Regions from separate parts of the Mus musculus genome. Here region 2 is linked to region 1. A link is a loop called in an ENCODE intact Hi-C map of the cell type or tissue named here. Cell type or tissue: left cerebral cortex. All regions are shown on one strand. Each heading gives the region's core, and the rest is flanking DNA. Links, peaks and the distances in the headings are about the cores only.

Evidence for each region. Peaks named below come from ENCODE experiments on the same cell type or tissue, not always from the same donor. Only the 100,000 strongest peaks of a DNase experiment are listed, where the experiment ranks them.
Region 2: it touches region 1 in a loop (6-fold over the local background); 2 of 42 quality-filtered maps call a loop at or near these places.

The regions. Positions count from the first base shown.
Region 1 is chr14:52,019,746-52,027,421 of GRCm38, reverse strand. Zfp219 (zinc finger protein 219) reads left to right here and starts at 6,689. Exons shown (of 5, transcript NM_027248.2): 1 at 6,689-6,899. It overlaps Tmem253 (transmembrane protein 253), which reads right to left. Exons shown (of 7, transcript NM_001033805.3): 7 at 7,635-7,676. In left cerebral cortex, for the core only: a CTCF peak has its summit at 4,297 (motif pointing right); DNase peaks (open chromatin) are centred at 4,271, 4,575, 5,720, 6,020 and 1 more place; H3K4me3 peaks cover 783 bases; H3K27ac peaks cover 840 bases.
Region 2 is chr14:51,767,633-51,775,308 of GRCm38, reverse strand. Ang4 (angiogenin, ribonuclease A family, member 4) reads left to right here and starts at 1,719. Exons shown (of 2, transcript NM_177544.4): 1 at 1,719-1,797. In left cerebral cortex, for the core only: a CTCF peak has its summit at 3,794 (motif pointing left); a DNase peak (open chromatin) is centred at 3,739.

The DNA of each region.
Region 1 (7,676 bases), core at 1,259-6,258:
CAACAGTGTGCACAAAGCCTGTGCAAACTAAAACAAATCCCAGTATGAAAAGAGGTAGTTGGGCACATATACCACTTTAGCTAGTGGGGGCTATTAGCAATTATTAGCTGCTGGGAGAGGGAGAGTTTCTTCTAAGCATATAGCCTCTGGTAAGTTGATCACTGTCCAGTAAAAGACCACACATGCAAGAATATTTGGCCTGCCCAAATTGGTCTTGATGGGTAAAGAAAGAAAGAGGATACAAATGTAGGTGGATAGTGAAGTGGGTGGGTTGGGGAAGTGGGATGAATGTCATCAAAACAGGTGTGGCACTCTCAAAGAACTAATGAAAATAAGAAGTGCAAGGTAAGCCAGGCATGGTGGTGCATGCCTTTCGTACAGTACCACTATGTAGGTGCTGGGATCAAACCTAGGTTCTCTGGAAGGGCGTCAGGTCTTCTGAGTCACTCAACCATCTCTTCATTCCTTCTGGCCTTGAACTCTTCAAGGTTCACGCCTTTAATCCCAGAAGTCAGGAGGCAGAAGCAGGTAGATCTCTGACCTAGCCTGGTCTACAGAGAGGGTTCTAGGATAGCCAGTGCTATGCAGAGAAACTGTGTCTCCCATAAAACTGAAACTAAATAAAAAATAAAAATAAAAGGTAAAGATAGTACCATCAAGCCAGTGTGAGCTATTCACAAAGTTCCTGTCTCAAAATAAGCACACAGTTCTTTCTTTCGGTCAGTACATAAGCACTAATTTTCATAAAATGTAGGTTTAGAGCTATATATCGAACAACAAGGAGACTTGAGTAACATAATCATGGTGGTACAAGAGGCCAAGGGAGCTTCCCAAAGAGAATGAGGGCTGAACAGATGGAACGTTGAAGGCTAGAAAACAGCAACTGCTAACTGGCTAGAACTGGATACAACAGCTTGAGTAAGATTTAAAAGTAAACATATATGCAAAGTGAGAATTTTTGAGTCAGCTATTTTGACATGATTTGACTTCCCACCAGTAATTTGTTTTAACATCTCAGTAACATATGCAACAAACAGTCCTGACCCTCCCTCAGCCCGTTGGCAAAGTCATTGCCATCCTCCTCCTCATCATCACTGGGCTAATCAAGAGAGGGGGCTGAGTTAGGGGTACTTGGTGTGTGTGTATAATTTTTTAACATTTTAATTTTATTTTTAATTTTGTGTCCATTTGTGTGTTTGTGTGAGTGGTAAGGGCAGGAGCCTACAGAAACCACAAGAGATTGCTAGATCCCTTGGAGCTGGAGATATAGGCAGTAGCAGTGAGCTACTATGTGGGTGTTGGGAGCTGAACAGGGGTGTAAGGGAATTACATGCTTTTAACCACTGAGTTATCTCTCTAGCACTCAAATCAATTAAAAAAAAATGATTTAAGGTTCTACATTAATGCTACCTTCTTCAAGTCACCAGATTGTGACGTGCAAGGAAAGGGACATGAGAGACAACAACGGAAGTTAGGTGGGAGCCAGATCACATAAGGCAGTGCCCCATTTTAAAGGGTTGAACTTGATCTTTTGGATGAGAGAGGGGACTAAGGGGCTTTTAAGCATGGTCACACTTATTTGGTGACACAAAAGCATAGAAACTGGTTCAGAATTTGTAAGACCGCTGGAGAGAAAAGGACAGCTTCAACAGCAAGAGGAAAACGCTACAAAATATGGTTGTGCTCGGCTATTGTAAACGAAAGCACAGGGTGTAACACTGAGCTGTGCAACTAAGTTGCCACTCATCTTATAAGGGAAAAAAAAAAAAACTTAGGAGGAGGGGCTGGAGGGATGGCTCAGCGTTAAGAGCACTTGCTGCTCTTGCAGCGGAGCTGGGTTTGATTCCCAGCACCTACATGGAGGACTGAATGGTTGGTAACTCCAGTTTCAGGAAAGCAGTGCCATCTTCCAGCCTCTAAGTGCAGCAGGTGGGCTTGCAGTAGAGATACATATATGTAGACAAAACCCACCCACACATATAAATCTTAAAGAGCGGCAGGAGGGGGCAGGAGAGCTGGAGAGTGGTTTTTCACTAGCTGCTCTTCTAGAGGACCCAGGTTCAATTCCCAGCACCCGAATGGTAGCTCTGTACTGTCTGTAACTCCAGTCCCAGGGAACCCCATTCTCTTTCCTGCCCTCTATGCGCATTTCAGTCATGAGGTGTACTTTCAAGCATGCACACAAAACGTTCATACACATAAAAATAAGTAAAAAATTTAAATAGTAATTAAAAAAAAAAGCCTTGGAAGAGGCAAAGGAGAGACAGCAACAACGCAAGGGGAGAAGTGCAGACATTTGGACGAGCCTTTGCTGTCCTAGGTCTCCTGTTGGTCTCTTAAATACAAGAATCTTGACAATGTTCACATCTTCCTTATGTCCATCTAGGGCATTGCATTTCAAGGCAGGGAGGAGTGATTTTGATCCTTTGGGGGCTAGCCAGCAAAGTTTGGAAAACATATCTGGTTGTCATAGTAGTAGGGAGGTCAAGTAGATATTGGTCAGTAATGAAGGGCAGGACAGAGCAGTCTTCCACAACAAAAACTGGTATGATCCAAATACCAAAAATGTCAAAATGAGTGTGGTCGGTTGAATAGGTCTGGCACCCATAGATACATGTGTGTGAAGGCTCAGGCATAGGAAGTGGCACTATTTGGAGGTGCTCCCTTATTGGAGGAGGTGTAACCTTGTTAGAGGAAGTTTGTCACTGTGGATGTGGGGCTTTGTGGTCTTAAATGCTCAAGCTATGCCCAGTGTGAAATACAAAAATCTAGTCTCCTTCTGCTGCCTTCAGATCCAGATGTAGAACTCTCAGCTCTTTCTCCAGTACCATGTTTATCTGGATGCTGCCATGCTTCCCACCATGATGATAATGGATTAAACCTCTGCATCCACAAACCAGCCCCAATTACATGTTTTCTTTTATAAAAGTTGTCTTGGTTATGATGTTTCTTCACAGCAATGAAACCCTAACGAATGAGAAGAAACTCTGTTTTTGGAATACCAGTCATCTTACATTATAGTCTTGCCTGGGCTCAGTCATTCAGATTAGAGAGCATGGGTGTATCAACTAAAAATTATCGAACTGGAGAGATGACTCAGCAGCTAAGAGCAGTTGTTGCTCTCTCAGAGGAGCTGGCTTCAGTTCTATTCCCACAATCATCCACATAGCAGTTCACAAACATCCATAATTCCAGTTCCAAGGGATCTGAAGGATTCTTCTGACCTCAGGCACCAGGCACACATACATACTCACAGGCAAAACAGTCACATAAAATAAATTTTAAAATGAAAAAAAATATCACCTATAATATACATGTATTGATGTACATATGTATTATATATGTATATACTACAAGAGGCTGGAGAGGTTAAAAGTACTTGCTGTTCTTACAGAAGATCTGAGACAGACAGGTGGATTTCTGTGAGTTTGAGGCCAGCTTGACCTATATACAGACTTCTAGGTCAGCCAGTATTACACAGTAGGACCACATCTTGAAAAAAACAACTCACTACATGTGATGATGCACACTTGTAATTCCAGCACTCAGGAGACAGAGACGGGATGATCACTGTAAACTTGAGGATAACCTGGTCTTCAGATTAAGTTTTGGGCCAGCCACTGGCTTTTTAAACTACAGATGTTATACGAATATTGTGATAACGAAAAATAGCACCAACCAAAAATGCTTTCCCACCTTCAGAAACAATCACCCTGCAGTCCAGTTTAGGGCAGTCTCCTAGTCCTTGGAGACCTTAATCACGCGTTTGCAGACCCCTTTGTATTAACTGGCACTACGGACCACACCACTGCCATCCTGCTCAGTGCATCAACTGGATATGGAATCTGCAGTAGTTGGGCCAGTCCAGATAGAGGTCATGGTATAGAGCAACAGTAAGCAGGCCTTAGACAAGAAAATGGCACCAGACACTACACGGCAGGCCCATGGCGTCCAGACACCACACGGATTATCTCTCACTAAGATGAGGAGAATCGTACTTCTAGGCGAATTAACTAGGCCAAGCAGGCAGGTCCACCTCCCGTTGTTGCTGGGCTCCAGGCCAGGAATGTATAACAGACTGGAGGCCTAGTGGAGTCTGATGCCTCCTGTACCGCCCTCCGTCCAGGTCAGGTTTCCCGGATGTTCAATGACGCATGCGATGGGGGGCGGGGTTGGGGAAGTCTGGTGAGACTTCACAAAGTGGAGAGGAGATTCTTTGCTCTAACCAAGCTACTTTCTAGTGCCATTTCTAGAAGGAAGACTTTTGTGATACCTCAACCCGGACAAGAGGCCACGAGGTGGCAGCAGAGGACTCAGCCTGAAACTTAAACCCCCGAGCCAAAAAAGCAGGTCGAGAAACGGAAGAGAACTCACTTGGGAGATATCGTCAGTTGTAGTCAAAGTCAGAATAAATGACTGAATTTCAAAGAAACGAGAGTAATATTCATCAGAATGGGGTTTCCCCGCCCCAACTCTCACAGGCTTAAGTTGCAAAGGAAGTCGTCCAACTTGAACTGTCTCTTCTAAGAGAATAGAAGGGGTCGTGACCTTTAAAAAGTGACGTCAGCAGGAGCCTTGTCACAATCTCTTTTTGTTAAGTTCTAATTGAAATAAAATGGGTGACCTCCATAGAGGCTGCCAGATCGGTGCAGAATGGGTCAGATGGCGTGGTCACTAGGAGCATGGTAGCCATGCAGAATTCTAGAGTAGCCAGGGACTCTGGCCCAGTCAGGGTGGCGAGGGTAGTCATGAGAAACAGAGAAGACTCCCTTTTGGCTTGTAGCATGCAAAAGGTAACAGACAGAGGAGGAGCCTGAAGCAATCTCCTGATTTATATGCTAATGTACCTGCCTTTCCACATTCCCTTACCAACCCCACTCCCAGCTGACCATCAAAACTCTCTTCCAGTATTGCAAAATATCCCCCCCCACCCCCACCCCCCCGCAGGCAAACTGACCTTTTCCTGGAAAGCAATGTCTAGAGGGGTAGTTTCATGTTTAACCCCTCCAACACAGGTGTGTTTCACCAGAGCTACAGAAACCGCACTGTACATCCCAACCCCCCAATTCTTCTAGTTGTTTTCTGGTTTTTCAAAACAATTGAGTTTTCCTGTGTAGCCCCAGAGGTCCTAGAGTTAGCTCTGTAGACCAGGCTGGCCTTGAACTCAGAGTGATCCTCCTGCCTCTGCCTTCTGAGAGCCAGGATTCAACCCAAATTTTTGCCATCTATTTGCATAATGCAGAACTTGACACTTCAGTCTACTGAACTATAGGCTGAATCTGACCCTTGAATTAAAAAAAACATTTTTTTTATTATTAATACTTAAAATAAGAGTGTTCTAAATTTCTGACTTCTATTCAAATCCGGAAACCATGGCACTACCGGAGCCAGAGCTGCCCACGGCAGTAGCTGGTGGAGTTGAGGACAGACATCCATTTAGCAGTGTGTACTGCTGAGTTCCCAGCAGTTCTCACTTCACAGGCAATCTAGTTCACTCACTTACACCATTATCTGCCTTCTTAGACAATTTATTTTCCACCTCTCAAGGGCCTCATCATTTTAGAGGTCTTGTGCATGACTCTATTTTCGCCATATGATTCAGTAAGATAAGCAGAAGAAGCATGGTGTAATGGCCATGCAAATGAAGTGTAGTTCAGACAGATCTTATGCGCTCAAGCAACAGAGCCAGAATCTAGGTCTCCTGACGCCTGGTCTTGTTTTTCTCCCACTAAGAATTTCACACGGAAGCTCACTGAACTAAACAAGGAGAAATAGGCATGGTTGCTAGTAGACAAATCCCAACTGCGGAGCCATTCAAGCTTCACCACAAATTTCCAACCTTTTCCTTAAATTGTTTGCTCCCCCTCATATTCTATAGTATCTTCCCCAGGAAACTGAGTGAGGCTTTACGACTTAATTTGGCCAACCAATTGTGATGGAAGTTAACATGTATCCATTTGGCGAGCAGCACTGCAGAATTCATAAACAATTCTTCACACTTAGTTCACGATGTAGTGGGGGAGGCAAACTTATGGTGACACAGTAGGGTCTTCATACAGTAAGGCTCAGTCAAGCATGGTGAGTGGCACGTGCCTTTAACTCCAGCACTTACAGGCATGTGGATCAAGGTCTACATGGCAAGTTCCAGGCAGGCAAAGATACATGTGAGACCCTGCCTTTTAGAAAAGAAAAGAAAAGAAAAGAAAAGAAAAGAAAAGAAAAGAAAAGGAAAGAAAAGAAAAGGAAAAAAAATTGAGCCTCCAGCATCTTAGGATCTTAATAATTTACAATGAACAAAGGCCCTTGTCGGTTATTCTGGACACAAAGTAATGAGAAATAAAACCAGAGGTTTTGGCCCTGAGTGTTCAGCATTGTTAAGAGACCCATTTATACGGTCCTTGAGTTTCTCTTAAGATGCAGAATGCAATATCCAGGTTTCCGATTACCGCGGTAAAAGCTGGAAGACAGCTAATTGCTGTTTTCTCTTTATAGTTTCTTTGGCCACTACGTCCTGACTTTGAAGAAAAATATTCTTTTCTCAGAGCCCTTCACTATCCCTGCAGTTTGATTGGGGGAAGAGAAAACATGGAGGAGGCCCGGATTGCGTTCTCTCCATTCCAGAGCCTGATCCCAGATCTGTCTCCACCCACTAATACTCACACGTAACTTTGTCATAGGGCGACTATTACCACTCCCAAGGTGTCACAAACAGAAAGGATCTGCAGCTGGCGCCACTGCAATGTCAAGGCAAGCCAGCCAGGCTGCGCTCTAGCCTCACTGGTACCTGGGCTTGCCTGAGCCCGGAGAAGCAGCATTCTCTAGGGAAAAGAAGCCTTCTCAAGTGGGAACAAAAATGAATGTGAGGCGAACACCCATCCCGGGCACTATGTGAATTTGGGGTGAGTTCTCTTAGGCCTAGTCAATCTCTACTTTTTAGCAGCTACTAAGCTGTCCCCCCTCTCCCCGGTGCTATTGGGATCCACCGTTTTCCTGGGCTTTCTCCGCTCCCCCAAACCAACCGAGTCTATCATCTTTGTACACTTGCAGAGGTCATAAGTGGTGTGGGCACAGTACAAAAAGAGCTTCAGCGACCGTACCGCTGCAGGGATCAAAGGCCCGCCGGGGGCGGCCGAAAGGCTGAGCCTGCGCAGTCCTGCTCCCGCCTTGGAAAGGGTGGCGGCCACGCGGGCTCGGTCCACCAGCGTGCTCGCTAGAGGCGGGAAAGTCTTAGGTCGGTACCCCCGCCTGCCCAGCCAGCCTGTCCTCTCCAGCTCCCGGCCCGGGGGGGAGGGGGCGAGGAGGGCCGGCGCCTCTGACTCATCATCTCCAACCCCCTTCTCGCGCGCGCTCCAAGTCTCAGGACTTTGAACCTGGGCACTCGCGCGAGGGGCGCGGCGGCAGCACCAGGGGAAGCGCGGCTTGGCCCGGCGCCGACCCCCAGCCTTTGTCAGTACCGGCAGCTGCGGGCACGAGGGCTAGAGACCCGCAGCCGGTGGCGGTGACCTGGCCGCGGTGGCGGCGCCTCTGTGCGCGACGGCCCTCCCGGCGCCTCCCCGCACGCGGGGCCAGTGGTCGCGTCCGAGGAAAACTCGGCTAGGCCTTGCTCCCAGCGCCTGGCGTCACTCAGCAGATGCACAGCGCCCCCGCCGCCGAGGGAAGGCTCTTTATTTTGCAGT
Region 2 (7,676 bases), core at 1,677-6,676, 250 kb after region 1:
TTCTTTGTGTAGAGAAAGGCCATTGACTTGTTTGAGTTTATTTTATATCCAGCTACTTCACCGAAGCTGTTTATCAGGCTTAGGAGTTCTCTGGTGGAATTTTTAGGGTCACTTATATATACTATCATATCATCTGCAAAAAGTGATATTTTGACTTCTTCCTTTCCAATTTGTATCCCCTTTTGTTTTCTAATTGCTCTGGCTAGGACTTCAAGTACAATGTTGAATAGGTAGGGCGAGAGTGGACAGCCTTGTCTAGTCCCTGATTTTAGTGGGATTGCTTCCAGCTTCTCACCATTTACTTTGATGTTGGCTATTGGTTTGCTGTAGATTGCTTTTATCATATTTAGGTATGGGCCTTGAATTCCTGATCTTTCCAAGACTTTTATAATGAATGGATGTTGGATTTTGTCAAAAGCTTTCTCAGCATCTAACGAGATGATCATGTGGTTTTTGTCTTTGAGTTTGTTTATATACTGGATTACATTGATGGATTTCCGTATATTGAACCATCCCTGCATCCCTGGGATGAAACCTACTTGGTCAGGATGGATAATTGTTTTGATGTGTTCTTGGATTCGGTTAGCAAGAACTTTATTGAGTATTTTTGCATCGATATTCATAAGGGAAATTGGTCTGAAGTTCTCTATCTTTGTTGGGTCTTTTTGTGGTTTAGGTATCAGAGTGAATTTTTATCTCCGTGTCCTTGGCACAGGGAGCCAGGCAAGTGCCTGGCTAGGTCTTTTTACAATTATCGCATCTCTGGTTGTCAGGCACAGAAACAAACAAACAAACAAACAAACAAAGGCTTTTTGCTGGCTATAGAGAGCAAAGAGCTTCTTTCTGGCTGTATCCCCAGAGATGGGGGAAAACAGGCTTGGGGGGACGTTCATGGGCTTTACCTTCCAGGGAGAAATGCTCTAAGTTGGGGTCTCACAAAATCACATGCAAATATCTATACAATGATGAAGGAAAATCTAGAAATTGACAAAGAGCTAAAATAATGCAATCATGCCCTAGATATAAGATAAACGTATAACAATTTTTAAAATTGCATATATATATATATATATATGTATATATATATATATATATATATATATATATGTCTGTGTACCACGCATATGCAATGCCTGGGGAGGCCAGACCAAGGCATCACTACAGATGGTGGTGAACTGCCATGTGGGTCTGAGAACTGAGCCTGAGTAAGTGCCCGCAACCACTGAGCTATCTGTCCAGCCCTGAAGATGTATATGTTAGAACAATTCTCATAGACTTCTTCACTTCCCTGCTGTGTAGTGTCTGGGTATTCGAAGTCTGACCCCGTGGCTTGTCTACTGTTCGATCTTGGCATTTCCTCATAAGCAGAGCAGACATGCATAATTCCTTCTGTACATGGTCCCCATAATGCTTAGATGTAGACAGCTGGTTTTACAACTGTGCTTTAAAGAACAGGAGTTTGAGTAGCCATATTTTTTTCCTGCAGATGGATGGAGGGAAGAGGAACTCAGGAAGTACTCATTCTCTTCCCTGAAAAAAATGTGTGGTCCACCAGGTGGTTACTATCTGTCCCAGGCATGCTCAGGGAAAGGTGAGTGACTCATTCTTTGTCCGTGATTAGTGTCCTTGGTTTACAAGTCTCTGCCAAAGTAGAGATACATAGGTTTCCCCACCCCGTCACACGAGCACTATATATTACCAGCCTGTGAGGAGTCTCTAGCTTGACACCGAAGGACCCTGTCTCCAGGAGCACACAGCTAGACTCGTCCCCAGTTGGAGGAAAGCTGGCCAGCTTTGGTAAGATTCTTCCTTGTGGGTGTTCAACTCTCTGCTTCTTTTCCTCTGTGCTCTTTCTAGCAGTTCATCTATTTTAGTGAAACCGATTATCCCCCCTTACGCTTTCTGGACCCAAACTCTCGCATTAAAAAGAAAAAAATTGAGAGTCAAAATTTAAAATGAAAACAGGTTCCTTTGGTGTGGTTTGTATCTGGGAAGCAATTAATGGGATTTTGAGCAAGGAGATGGAGATATAGGAGGGTTTCTTCAATTGTGATTAAAAGCCCCCAGACGCTTAGGAAGCCATTTGCAGAAGGGCATGTGACCTGCCGTGTTTTCTTCCATAACAAGCATATGGCTTGGCAGGAATAATAAGAAAAACCCCAAGTCTGGTGATGGTGGCCCACACCTTTAATCTCAGCACTGGGGTGGTAGAGGCAGGCAGATCTCTGAAGTCAAGGCCAGCCTGGTCTACAGAGTGAGTTCCAGTACATCCAGGGCTACACAGAGAAACCCTGTCTCCAAAAAGAAAAAGAAAACCCCAAGCCAGGAAGTGTTTTCAGCAGTACTTTCTCCTTGCTTCTTTCCTTAAAAAAATTATGGATGCTCTTTAAAAACAAAGTAGAACATGAACCAAGATCATAAGATGGTAGGTTGACGGAAGTAAGGAGGAGAGAGGAGGAGGAAGACCAGGCATCAGGTGTTCCATCAGCTGGACTGTTGAGAGGATACACAGAGAATACACAAAGTAGCAAGAGTATACCTAGGAAAAGGGTGTTTATCACATTGCCACCCCTGATGCAGGTAGTTTGCTATACATGTATAGGCTACAAAGCACTGCCAACCCAGAGAAACAGAGGAGGTCCATTCCTGTGAGCACTACCTGGTTAAGAATGGGTAAACTGAGTCTGCACAAGAGTTGGAACTATTCCACTGCAGAAATACGAATGACAGTCATTGTGTAGGTGACTAAGGTTCAGCACCTTTAGCCATGGCAGATTTACATCTGCACTCCCTAACAATAACACTCTTGCTTGTTTTCTCACAGTTATACCTTGCCTGGCTTTGAGGGGAGTTTTAGAGTTAAACACACAGTGAGACAGTTTCAAGGGAGTGGACAGTAGACACTGGTGGTTGAGGTGTCCTGCTGGAAGTTGCTTCCTGGGTGTTTTAGAGAAACCATTATGAGAGACTGCATTGGGTGGGTTGGTAAAAATTAATGTGGAATTTCTGCAAATTAGAAGCAAGTAACCCCTTTTCTGCCCACATAGGCCTGAGAGTTTCCAAAGCCTAAATAGCAAGTATCTTTTTAGGATGAAGACCCCCCCTATGTAGTGTTCATGGTACAGAGCCTTGCCTTACGCAGAGATACTTCAGGGAAGATGTGTTTCAGTGAAACTGGACCAAGGTCACCCCATCACTGATATCTATCAGTTGCTACCTTCTACCATCAACTGAGATTATCTAAATTTGCTGCTGCAATTCCAGTGTTGCTAGATGAAACCGGTAAAGAATCCATTAGTTTAGTAAGAACCACAGACTTTCAAAGCTGGAACCCCCTCTCATTTATGGATGGTAAAGCATAGGCCTAAAGAGAAACAGGAAGGTAACTACCAGAGAGATATTGAGAGTCTGCTGTGAAGCCAGCACTATGATTCAAGGTAAAGAATACAGATCCCTCTCGGCTGTAGATTATAGAGCAGCAGGAAGTATGGATAGATAAATGGTTGTTTCCCTAAGATCACATGGTGTGTTTGGAAAGAGCAGTCACGATAGCTGGTAACTGCTTGCTTTATGGTATCCATAGCATTTGGATCCTCCACATTATTGCTTTTGCTTTGGTGTCCTAAATACCCAGAACCTGGCAACTTTAGGCACTCTGACTGAGCCTACCAATACCCATTCCCCACAATCTGGGTTTTAAGTATAGGTTGGCATCTTCACAAGAGCCAACAGTCCTGCTACTGAATGGCAACATCCCTATCCACTGCTGCCACCTGCTGATCCTTTTGAGTATTACCAGCTCTTGTTATTTTTTTTTTTTATTTTTTTATTTTTTTTGTTGTTTAGGTTGGAGGTAGCCAGGCTAGTCCCAAAACATGACCCAGTCCTCCTTGCCTGCTCTGAGATTGCAGGCATGATTGCAGCATCACACCCAGATCTTCCTCATTTTAAAAGAGAAATTACATCCAAGAAAGAGCATCCCAAGACAAACATAAAGAGCTCAGCAAGTGGGTGTCATGGCGCCCGGCAGCTCTGGTGAAGTAGTCGACACAAGTAAATGCTGGTAACTCTTTAGGGGTGGTCGTGCCTTCTGCACGTGTGCACCATCTCTTCTCAATAAACGAAACAACAAACAAAAAAACCACACACATTTGATTCTGTTACAGATCATAATCTGCTATTCTTTATGGAAGTTTGTTATTTTAGCGCTGTGAAATGACCAAGAATTTGGTGTTCTTTATAGCCTTATACTGAGTCTTTGGTTATCATGAAATAGAAACGGTGGGCTAGAGTGAGATGCTAATTAGAAGGGCAGTTCACTTCCCACTCCATCACCCATCTTACACATGCTCAGTAGAGCCTTCAACCCCTGACCTCCTAGATTCCAAGCTATACTCCTGACTCTGCACTACTGAGCAGATTATAGGCTGAGGTCCAGGACCTCAGCCTTCTACACACATCACATACAAGCACACACACACACACACACACACACACACACACACACACACACACACACACACACTCGCACATGCACATACACCCAAACACACATGCATGTACACACCCGCACATGCACATACATGCACACACACCCACACATGCACATATGTGCACATGCTCACACACACACACACACAGTAAAAGTAAAAGTGTTCAGACCTACGCATGAGGGAAACACAAAATAAAATTAATGGTTAACTTAATGCAGCTGAGAAACAAAATGCAGGGTACAAACAAAATAAAACTTACTTGGAGCTGATTTTCTCTTTAACTGACATTCCCTTAGGCTGGCTGAAGATGCAACATTCCTTGCATTTATTTATTTACGACAAGGTCTCCTGTATCCCAGGCTGTCCTTGATTTGGCTATAGAGACCAAGATGATCTTGAACTTCCAATTCTTCTGGCTCCACCTCCCTAGAACCACATAAACTAGGTGTGGTAGTTCTTAAGGAAGATCAAGAGTTTGGGCCCAGCCTGGGCTACATAGCAAGACCCTGTCTCAAAGTAAAACAAAACAACAAAAAAATCAAAACATAAAAGTTGATTTCTCCTGCTAAGTGTGGGGGCACTCATGGTCATCTGATATGATGGGGTTCTGTGTGGAGGTGCAGGTTTGTGTGTTTCTCAGAAGCCGTGTACCATGTACCATGTTTTCTGGGACCTGAACCTCACCAATTACAATGCTGGCTGGTAGGGATCCTCGTGTTTCTACCTCCACAGCACCAGGAATACAAGTGCTTGTCATGGAGTCCAATTTTTTACTTACTTGACCATTTCCTCCCTGTAGTGACCTTTTTTAAGTTTTATTTTTATCATTTTAAGTTAAGTGTATGAGTGTGTGTGTGTGGGCAGGTATGTGTAAGAGAGTTCCTGGTGTCCACAGAGGTCAGAGCATTGGATCCCTTGGAGCCTGGGTTGCCAGTGGATGTGAGCAGCTTAGTGTGGGTGCAGGGACTGAAACTCAGGCTCTCAGAAGAGTAATATACACTTTTAACTGCTGAGCCATCTCTGTAGCCCCACCACGAGGAGGGTTTTATGTCTCAGGATGATCTTTTTATATTTTTTCTCCAAAGAATTAAGGATATGATCAGAAATTGCTCAATATCTATTATCTCCCAGTTCTCAAAATTTCAAATTTCCTAAGAAATAACATTTTAAAAGTCCATAAGAGAAGATCCAGCAATACCACTTCTGGGCATATACCCAGAAGATGCTCCATCTTGTAATAAGGACACTTGTAACGCCCCACTGTGTTCATAGCAGCCTTATTTATAACAGCCAGAATCGGGAAAGAACCCAGATGCCCCACAACAGAGAAATGGATACAGAAAATGTGGTACATTTATACAATGGAGTACTACTTAGCTATTAAAAACAATGAATTTATGAAATTCTTAGACAAATGGATGGATCTGGAGGATATCATCTTGAGTGAGGCAACCCAATCACAAAAGAACACATATGATTTGCACTCAGTGATAACTGGATATTAGCCCAGAAACTCAAAATACCGAAGATAAAATTTGCAAAACACATGAAACTCAAGAAGAAGGAAGACCAAAACGTGGATACTTCGATCCTTCTTAAAAGGGGGAACAAAATAGCCATGGAAGGAGGTACAGAGACAAAGTTCAGAGCAGAGACTGAAGGAATGAGTGTCTAGAGACTGCCCCACCTGGAGATCCAGTCCATATACAACCACCAAACCCGGACACTATTGCCGATGCCAACAAGATTTTGCTGACAGAAGCCTGATATAGCTGTCTCTTGAGAGGCCCAGTCGGTCATCAATGGGAGAAGAGGCCCGTGGTCTTGTGAAGGTTCAATGCCCCAGTATAGGGGAATTCCAGGGGCAAGAAGTGGGTGAGTTGGGGAGCAGGGGGAGGTGGGAGGGGGTAGGGGATTTTCAGAGAGGAAACTAGGAAAAGGGATAACATTTGAAATGTAAATAAAGAAAATATCTAATAAAAAATAATAATAGTAAAAAGTCTATAAGAAAGTCAAATTCCAGAAGAAGACACCTTGGCCCTATGGCTTATGAGTGGCAGATGTGTGATGCACAGGGTAAGCTGAGAACTCTGGGGAGGTGATGGTAGGAATCTTCTCTCTTCTCCTCTTCAGAAAGATCTTACAGGGGTTTTTAAGTCCCTTGCCTTCATAAAGAGATCTCTGTTTTGTTTTGTTTTGTTTTGTGTTTCGTTTTACCACACTGTAAGATCGATCATTTGTCTATGCTAGCAGTATTACAAATGTAGGAGACACAAGAAAATATTCTCTCAGATAATGCAAAGAGCCTCTGAAGAAGACCACTCTGAAGATGAAGCCTGAGTTCCCCATTTTGCTCTCTAAGAGCTTCTTCTAGACCCACTTCAGGTAGCACATAACGTGTTCCATTCTCCCTATGCACTGCATAGCAACTCTGCCCTCTGGGAGAAGTAGACCTGCACCCTTCATCCCAAGGTGATCTCTACAGCTTTCTTCATTGATGTGGAACTGAGTGACTGCCTGGAATTCTTGCGCGCGCTCCACTGGCCAGGAAGAACGACGCTGCAACAGGATCCTTCTGCACACGTTTATTGGGAGAGCTTGATTGTAGAGGAGAAAAGACCTCGAGCCCAGAACTGGTGCTACTTTTATAGGCCTAGGACAGGTGTTCTCTCTCATCTGATTGGTTAACTTGTCTCTCATCTGATTGGTTAACTTTTGTCAATTCTCAAAACCTCACCTTGCCAAAAGAACCTTTACTGGCTATGTATGTGTGGTGGCCAGCTGTAGCCAACTGCCACTCTGTAACTGCCACTCTGTAACTGCCACTCTGCAACTGCCACTCTGCAACTGCCACTCTGTAACTGCCACTCTGCAACTGCCACTCTGTAACTGTCACTCTGCAACGGCTTCCCACATCTCCTCCTTTTTGTTTTAATAAAATGAGGCTGGTCTAGGCCTGTGCAATTATGTCCATCCGCCATGGCTCCTGTTTTAGGTCATTCCTCTAATGTCACAGCCTTTCCCGTCATAAGGTAACCCTATCACCACTGGGCCCCATGTCTTAGGTTGGTCTGTGCATGAGGAAAGTTGCCCGTCTCTGGATACCGCAGTGCTGTGTGACAGTAACTGCTAAATGACCTAGGGCGAACTCTGCAAAAGAGGCCAGCCAAAAAATGAATTAGT